Linked DNA regions of Homo sapiens: region 1 is linked to region 2. A link is a contact called in ENCODE Hi-C or POLR2A ChIA-PET data. All regions are on one chromosome and are shown on one strand. Each heading gives the region's core, a stretch centred on a gene start or an enhancer-like site at or near the end of the contact. The rest is flanking DNA. Distances are from core to core; before and after follow the strand shown. Region 1 has its middle 16 kb from the start of PIM3. Region 2 has its middle 59 kb from the start of BRD1.

Region 1 (4,345 bases), core at 185-2,684, 180 kb before region 2:
TGCAGAGCCCAGCGCACATGAGAATTCAGGGTTCATTGTTCAAAATGCAGGATGAAATGATATTATAGGTGCTAACGTACGAAGCTCGTTCTTTTTTCTGTAATCCATTTCTCAACTTGTTGTGGTGTTTTCTGTTATCCAAAGTTGTTGGACAACACATATTTATCCAAAGTCTTTTTTTTTTTGTGATGGAGTCTCACTCTTTTGCCCAGGCTGGAGTGCAGTGGTGTGATCTCAGCTCACTGCAACCTCCACCTCCCGGGTTCAAGTGATTCTCCTGCCTCAGCCTCCTGAGTAGCTGGGATTACAGGAATGCACCACAATGCCTGGCTAATTTTTGTATTTTTAGTAGAGACGGGGTTTCACCATGTTGGGCAGGCTGAACTCAAACCTGACCTCAGGTGATCCATCAGGCTCAGCCTCCCACAGTGCTGGGATTGCAGGTGTGAGCCGCCGCCTGGCCCCAGCGCAGAGTTCTTGACTTGCAGCCTTCGTTGTCCTTGTCCCAATGCTGCCAGCCACACCTGCCAGGGGCTCAGGTCAATGCTCTGGCGTCCTCCAATGCCCTGGAGTCAGCCAGCAAGCCCAGCTGGCTCTACCTTCAACACCATGATGGTAATCTGTTGCTCTGCTGTGTCACAAACGACTCCAAATTATAGTGGCTTAAAACAACACACATTTATGACTTCCAGGTGGGTCTGGAATCCAAGTCTGGTTTAGCAGTTTCCCTCTGCCCCAGGGTCTCCTACAAGGCTAAAATCAGGGAGCTGTTTGGGGCTGTGGTTTAATCTCAGGGGTCACATGTACATCTTAAATTCTGCATAAAACAGTTTTATATAATAAAAGGCCACTTCTCACAGCATCTCTGGCCCCAAAAGGGGCGGAGTTTCCTGGGGGGCTGGTGAGCAGTGACACTGTAAAGGGGCGGAGTTTCCTGGGGGGCTGGTGAGCAGCGACACTGTAAAGGGGCGGAGTTTCCTGGGGGGGACTGGTGAGCAGCAACACTGTAAAGGGGCGGAGTTTCCTGGGGGGGCTGGTGAGCAGCGACACTGTAAAGGGGCGGAGTTTCCTGGGGGGCTGGTGAGCAGCAATACTGTAAAGGGGCGGAGTTTCCTGGGGGGGGCTGGTGAGCAGCGACACTGTAAAGGGGCGGAGTTTCCTGGGGGACCTGGTGAGCAGTGACACTGTAAAGGGGCAGAGTTTCCTGGGGGGACTGGTGAGCAGTGACACTGTAAAGGGGCAGAGTTTCCTGGGGGGCTGGTGAGCAGTGACACTGTAAAGGGGCGGAGTTTCCTGGGGGGCTGGTGAGCAGTGACACTGTAAAGGGGCGGAGTTTCCTGGGGGGCTGGTGAGCAGTGACACTGTAAAGGGGCGGAGTTTCCTGGGGGACCTGGTGATCAGTGACACTGTAAAGGGTCGTAGAGTTTCCTGGGGGACCTGGTGAGCAGTGACACTGTAAAGGGGCGTAGAGTTTCCTGGGGGACCTGGTGAGCAGTGACACTGTAAAGGGGCGTAGAGTTTCCTGGGGGACCTGGTGAGCAGTTGACACTGTAAAGGGGCGTAGAGTTTCCTGGGGGACCTGGTGAGCAGTGACACTGTAAAGGGGCGTAGAGTTTCCTGGGGGACCTGGTGAGCAGTGACACTGTAAAGGGGCGTAGAGTTTCCTGGGGGTACTGGTGAGCAGCGACACTGTAAAGGGGCGGAGTTTCCTGGGGGGCTGGTGAGCAGTGAGACTTTTTTCCGGGTCCCAACCCCCCAGGACATCATGCGGTCAGGAGCTCTGGGCTGGCGCAAGCGCACCCCAAGATGCACGGCCCGGCTGTCACTGTGACTGCGGTGGGCTCCTGGCGCTCTGGGTGCCTGGCACTGCAGCCTGAGGTCTGGGGTGGAGGCTGCCACCTGGTGTGCTGGTGATCCTGGGCCACCCAACACCTCCTCCACCAGCGGGGATTTCAGAGGCCCAGGTACCCGCATGGAGAGAACAGGTGCTCAGACCAAGGCCAGGTCCAGGAGGAGGCAGGACCCGGGAGGCCTGGACAACCCCAGGCCTGTCCTGAGCGTTGGAGGGCCGCTTCTGCCCACAGGCTTGGTCCCCAGGCCCAGCAGTGTGAGAGCCAGTCTTCCCAGGCCAGGACAGGGTTCAGGGAGGCAGCTCTGTGGGGCTGAGGCCTGGCCATCCTGTGTCACAACCTCCTCCATGGCCAGAGTGAGGTGACCCTGCTGGGGGTGACCAGGCCTGGGCCTGTGCTTGGCAAGTCTTTGGCTGATGGGACGTTAGACGCCAGGGGCTTCCCAGAGGGGCAGTGGGGGCGGGAGTGCAGCTGAGGATGAGCAGGAGCCTCCCCATCCCTTTCGGGCCCACACTGAGAACATGCAGTTCCGGCAGGGCGGCTTGTGGCCAGCCATGGCCTGGGTGACCCGCAGGTGGGGGATTCTGGCGGGTCTTGAAGTGGAAATGTCCATCCCTACCAGCCGGGCCTTGTTCCTCAGACTGCCAGGAGCCTGCCCGCCGGGTTGCTGCCCCTCTTGGGGGCCCAGGGCTAAAGGTGTCTAGCTTGGCAAGACTGTGAGTCTGGGCCTCCCTCCCTGGCGCTAAATGCATGCCAGCACTCACACGCCTATGCACACATGCCACCCCCGTGCGTCTGGCTGGCTGGGTGCTGCTCCCCGGGGTCCCCTCCTCCAGGAAGCCCTACGGCCTGCGTTCACCTTCTTCCTTCTGGGTAGCGTGACCTCCGATGACCCCGAAGGTGGGGATCCTTATCCGTGGAGAAAACCCGACCTTCCTGACATGCCTGGTGGGTGGGTTCTTCCCTAAAGGCCTGGGCGGCGGGGTGGGGGGGGCCTCGAGGGCCCCGAGTTCCGCTCTCAGCTCACGATGGGCTGCATGGCACCCAGAGCTGGCCTGGCTGGAAATGAGACAATAGCCAGGCCCACCCTGGAGGGCTGGTGTGGGGCGCTGGGGGGACCTGCAGGGGCCTGGAGGGCTGGGCACTCCTCAGCGACCAGGGGCCAGGCCTACCCAGGGCCTCCTGCGGGGGCTGTTCAGATGAGACGATCTTTACCACACGGCCCCACCCACTCACCCGCCTGTCAAGCAGCTTCGGGGGCTCTGCTCTGGGTTTGGAGGCTTGGGGAGCAAGTTCCTTAGAGTGATTTTTAGGAAAGAGTGATTTTCAGGCAAAGCGCTCAGAGCCACCAAGGCCATTCCATGAGGAGCTGGCATTCCAGTCTCCCTGGGACCCTCTCGGCCTGTGGCTCGGTGGGCTGCAGAAACGCCGCCACCCAGGGGCCACCCCACCCCACCTGAGACAGCTGGGGGTCCACACCAGCCGCTGGGCATGGGCGAGGCCGACCCCGGGTCTGGAGGCTCCGGCGCCCACCACAGCGTGTCCTGTCTGCAAGGCCAGCCCTCCTTCCCCCGGGCCCCAGCCTACCTGGCCCCGGCTCACCTCCAGGCAGGCCCAGCCCCTGCGCAGGGAACAGCCTGGCTTTGTGTCCTCCCCAGACACTCCGGCGCTGCCTGTGGCTTCAGAAGTCACAGTACAACATTCGGACCCCTCCTCCCTCCCACATGCAGCCACCACTGACCTGGGAGGGCAGGACGGGAGCTGGGCACCTCCAGATCTTGGGTCAGCAGAGAGCAGCTGGGGGACTGGGAGGCCAGTTCACTCTCTCCCCCACTCACTCACCCCCTCCCTCCCTCACTCCCTCCCTCACTCACTCATTCACTCATCTGTTCACTCAATCACTCACTCATTCACTCAATCACTCATTCTCTCACTCACTCATTCATTTATTCATTCACTCACTCATTCACTCACTCGTTCACTCAATCACTCATTCACTCACTCATTCACTCATTCACTCAATCACTCATTCACTCACTCATTCTTTCACTCACTTGTTCACTCATTCACTCACTCGTTCACTCAATTACTCATTCACTCACTCACTCGTTCACTCAATCACTCATTCAATCACTTGTTCACTCAATCACTCATTCACTCACTCATTCACTCACTCACTCATTCACTCAGTCATTCACTCACTCAATCATTCACTCACTCACTCATTCACTCAATCACTCGTTCACTCAATCACTCGTTCACTCAATCACTCACTCACTCAATCACTCACTCACTCTGTCTCTCACACATTCATTCATTCATCATTTGATAAGTAGTTTTTCCTGAGAGCCCACTTGTGCCATGGCCCACAGTGGCGCCTGGATAAACAGTGGGCTCATTCATTCATTCACCATTAAATGAACCTGGGGAGCCCATGGATGTCAGCACTGCAGAAGGCTGGATGGGTGGACCCCTGGGTGAATGGACAGGTGGAT
Region 2 (4,471 bases), core at 1,149-3,648:
GTGTCCACACCACCCGCACCCCACTGACTTCCCCGCAGCCTCCCTACCTTGCTAGGACCCCGGGCCCTCCCAGCCCCCGGAGGAGCGCCTCGGCGTCGGCAGCTGAGACCCAGAGCACTCAGGGCAGGAAGCCGCCAGGGTTTCATGTTTGGGAACCAAGTTCACAGTGTGGCCTCCTGTTCTGACTGACACCACTCCGCCCTGTCTTGGCTGAAAAACCTGTGGCAGTTGGGTTAAAAAGAATGAGGAGGAACTTAGTACGCCGATGTGAAAAGGTCTTCAAAATAGAGTGCAGAGCAATCCAATTTCCCTCGGTTCCAGGCTGTGCCCTAGCGAAGCCCACCCACTGTGGGGGCGCCCACTGAGTCATGCTCACCTCCCTGGGTTGACTGGCTGGTGGGGGGTCTGGAGTCTACACGATGACTGGCTGGTGGGGTTCAGGCAGGGGGTTCAGGCAGGGGGCTCCGTATCCAGCGTGGGATCCTAGCTTCCCGCTCAGGTGTGTCCAGCTGGCCTCGTCCCCTGCACCCACTCCTCCTGGGTGCAGCTGCCCACCCAGCTGTGCAGGGTTGTTGCATGGAGTCCGGCTCGTCCTTCCCTAAAACCAGCACTGTTTGCTTGTGAAATTGGCTCAAAGTTGAGCTGCTCCTTCCTAGCTTGGGGCGTGAGCAGTTTGGGAAAGCCGATCTGTCTTTCCCATTTCTGAGGCTGTGGTGGGCCTTGTATGCAGGAGGACGGGCTGCTCGGAGAGGCTGGGATGATTCCAAAGTGTCCGTCAGTGTGTAATGCTGTGGACATTTTTGGGGGGTCCTCCTGGATAGTGTCGGAGTCCATTTTTCCGGGTCTCAAGCCCCTGCCAAGCTGCCGCCGAGCCCTGGGCTGGCCCCCGGACCACTCCTGTCCCTGGCCGGTTCTGTCACCGGCCGGGGAGTCCCTCTGGTTTGGGGAGGTTATTCCTGCCTGACTTCAGGGGAGGAGGAAACAGTCATGTGTCTGGCAGTGCGGGCAAGAAAGGGAGGGCAGAAACGTGAGGCTTAGGGAGCTGGGGGTTCAGCCAGGTGGGGAGAGCCCCTTAGTCACACGGGGAGAGGACAGGGGCTGCAGGGAGAATGCAGTGAGGAGCTGAGCCCCAGGTCCCCTTCGCTGTGGGTGGGCCCTGCCTTGGGCCACATGGGGGTGGCAGGAACCAGGGGCAGCAGGTAGGGAGTGAAGACCCTCAGTCAGACCCCCAGGAGGTCCAGCCCAAATCTGTGTTGCTCACTCCATCCCCTAGAGACCCACTCGGGCTCCAAATCCTTTGGGCCCAGGCTCTGAGCACCCAGGTTGTGCTTGGACTGCGAGCACAGGGGGTGGGAGGCCCTGCAGCCCCTTCCTACAGATGCGCCCCTCCCCTGAGGCTCTCTCAGGGTGGGGGTCCCCTCGGGTCTCGTCCCTGACCCCCCGGCCTGTCCCCATGCCCGGTCAGTGCTACCTCTGAGCCTCCTCTGTGCGCCATCACCATCTCCATCCCCACAGAGCCTCGGTCCAGCCCTGCGGTCTTGTGGACAGTGACCCCTGGCCTCACAGGCCCTGTCCTCTGGGTGCCCACTGCACTGAAGAAGTTGCTGGGGAGGAGCGAGGGGTGAGGGGCCCCACCTGATGGCCGAGCGCTCACCCCCAGGCTGGGCCGTGGCACTGAGTCCTGTGAGCATCTGGAGGAAGGGAGGTCGGTGGAGTACCACGGTGGCCCTCAGGGGCCTCCTCCCCCCTCCCCCAGTGCTCCCCCTTCTGAGGGATGGCTCTGAGAGGGACTCAGAGTGTCTTCCTGTCTACCTGGAGATGAGAGCCGGTCAGGCGGTGTCTGTGGCCGGAGCTGGAGGCTGTCAGAGTGTCTTCCTGTCCACCTGGAGATGACAGCCGGTCAGGCGGTGTCTGTGGCCAGAGCTGGAGGCTGTCATCCTGTTCCCTCTGCTGGGCTCACTTCAGGGCAGCAAGGCTTGGCTGGGCCGAAGGCCAGGCGCCGGGCAGCACAGCTGTTCCATCTCTGTGAGCTTCGAGGGCCTGTGGATGCCGGGGAGTGGGGGCTGGGAGCAATGTGCAAAGGCTGGAGGATCCCAAAAATGACCCCCACACCACAAGTAGGAGAGAAGGCCTCTGCTAGTTTACAAAAATCACATTGTTCTCATGGAAAGCAGAAGATTACGGCCAAATTCTATGCATATTTCAGTATAATGAGTGTCCAAAGTGAAGTGCCCAGAGGTCCCCCTGCCCCCCCACTCTCGGGACCTAGCCAAAGTCCCCCCTCCAGGGGGCATGGTGGGGTGCGTACTCCACTGTGTGAGTGGGGGCTTCTGGGAGCCCTGGGGCTGGGGCAGCCAGACTCAGCGACGCAGTAAGAAGCCTGGACTCCCTGGAGGGGGCCTGCACGTGAGCTTGGCCCTTGACCAGGCCGGCAACGGCTCTGCGGAGCTAGGACCCCTCCTGCGTGGATATTTCATGACATTAGCATTCACTTACAATGTCTGCTCACTGACTCTTAGTGCAGCTCTACCTCATCTCATTACAGTTTCTCCCGTTGCAAATGAAGCACATCTCTTGTTGATCTCTCGCCCCAGAGTTTTAACATCAGCTCAGCTGTGGGGACTCCCAGTCTGAAGCACCAAGACCCTCTACTTCCTCCCTGCCTCCTCTGACTCCCCACCCCATCCTGTCCTACAGGTGAGGACAGCCAGGTTCTGGGGCTCAGCAACCGGCCTCCCATGGCGCCCCCACGGGCGAGCCAGGTGGGGGGTGGGGAGTAGAGCCCAGGGTGGGTTAGCCAACCCCCACCTTGGAGGATCAATATGTGGCAAATGCACCCACACGTGGCGCCTGCTGGTTTATGGAGTTCACTTGTTATTATCACCTATAATTAAAAGCAAATGAAAAAAGAATTGAGGAGATGGCTAGTTCCAAGATGGCAGCATAGAAGCAAGCTGGCTTCACTCTTTGCCACAGAAAATCCAAAACAAATATTCAGCACCAAGATTATCTCCAGCAACATCCCAGAACTCAAATACGAGGATGAGACAGTCCCCAGGGCCACAGAGAAGTGAATAAACTCTGAGCAAGCAGTAAGAGAACTGGAATTCTATATCTATGATGTCCCTTCCCCCAGTCTACCTGCACCAAGTGTGGGCAAATCTCCCCTGACTCATGGCTTCTGCACTGGAAAAATGAGATCAAGGTGGACTACCAGCTTCCCAGTATCTTGGGCTCCCTGGCAGGAGACTTGTTCTGCTTCAACCCAAGGGAAGCATTCAGAATGCTTAAAGGAGAAATATCCCTGAGGCCAGCCAGAGACAAAGGGAAGAGGTGGGACTAGCATCTCCAGCTCTAAAAACTGCCCTGTAATGCAGCCAAAGGAGGCACCAAGTCAGGCTGTTCAGCTACATGGTAGGAGGCACAGTCCATAGGTTCCCTGGGCATGGACCGCCAGCCAGTCTTCCCACACTGCCGGGCTATCCCCTGTGGGACCTTCCCCATTTGGGACGGGAAGCCCCACTCTGATCCTTTATTGGAGCTGAGGAAAACCTGGACTTATGTTGCCCTCTAGTGCCGAAGAAGGAGGCAGCAACCTAGCAGAAAAAAAATTCAACAGGTACATGGCAAAGAGTCTCTAAGCAAACATACCCAGTAAAAACCAAAACAAGCCAGACAGAGAAGACTGGAATAAATAACTAATCCTTCAATGCAAAGACGCAGATGTGCATTCACAAGAAACAAGCAAACGGGGAACTGTGAACCACTCAAAGGGACAAAGCAAGGAACCAGTGACTAATGAGATGGCCACATGTGAGCCTCTGATCAAGAATCCAAAATAGCAGTTGTAGGGAAACTCAGCGATCTCCAAGATAACCCAGAAAATCAATTCAGAAACTTATCAGAGAATTTTAACAAAGATATTGAAATTAAAAAATCAAACAGAAATATTGGAAGTGAGAAAAACATCTGCTGAACTGGAAAATTGATAGAGGCTCTTAACAGCAGAATGGGTCAAGCAGAGGAAGGAATCAATGAGCTCAAAGACAGGCTATTGGAAAAGACACAGTCAGGGCCGGGCACGGTGGCTCATGCCTGTAATCCCAGCAGTTTGGGAGGCCGAGGTGGGTGGATCACGAGGTCAGGAGTTCAAGACCAGCCTGGCCAACATAATGAAACTCCATCTATATTAAAAATACAAAAATTAGCTGGGTGTGGTGGTGTGTGTCTGTGGTCCTGGCTATTTGGGAGGCTAAGTGGGGAGGAGCACCTGAGCCCAGGAGGTCGAGGCTGCAGGTAGCCACGATTGTACCGCTGCACTCCAGCCTGTGTGACAGAGCAAGTCCCTGTCTCTTTGTATCTATCTATCTATCTACATAGATAGATAGATAAAGAGATACACTTTACATATATAAAGATAGAAAGACTTCAAGTAAACAACCTAACAGTGCACCTCGAAGAAACTGAAAAG

Evidence for each region. A loop is a pair of places that touch in the nucleus more often than their neighbours do. ChIA-PET counts read pairs that join two places held with the same protein, here RNA polymerase II (POLR2A). Pooled maps may share reads with other maps.
Region 1: a loop to region 2 is called in a pooled map, with 4 times the contacts of the local background. The contact joins two enhancer-like sites. A Hi-C loop is called at or near these places in 5 of 37 single-sample maps with no recorded cell type and 9 of 50 pooled maps. POLR2A ChIA-PET finds 5 or more read pairs at or near these places in 4 of 52 experiments (A549, GM10248, activated naive CD4-positive, alpha-beta T cell and 1 more).

The regions. Positions count from the first base shown.
Region 1 is chr22:49,942,271-49,946,615 of GRCh38, reverse strand. No RefSeq gene overlaps it. Among named protein-coding and RNA genes, the nearest start is that of PIM3, 16 kb to the left of the region's middle. RefSeq lists a silencer at 2,331-2,510 and enhancers at 2,459-3,184, 3,185-3,911. Within about 2 kb of position 1,434, at least 12 of the 41 ENCODE cell types and tissues checked have a DNase peak (open chromatin) inside an H3K27ac peak, as active enhancers do.
Region 2 is chr22:49,766,583-49,771,053 of GRCh38, reverse strand. No RefSeq gene overlaps it. Among named protein-coding and RNA genes, the nearest start is that of BRD1, 59 kb to the left of the region's middle. Within about 2 kb of position 2,398, at least 5 of the 41 ENCODE cell types and tissues checked have a DNase peak (open chromatin) inside an H3K27ac peak, as active enhancers do.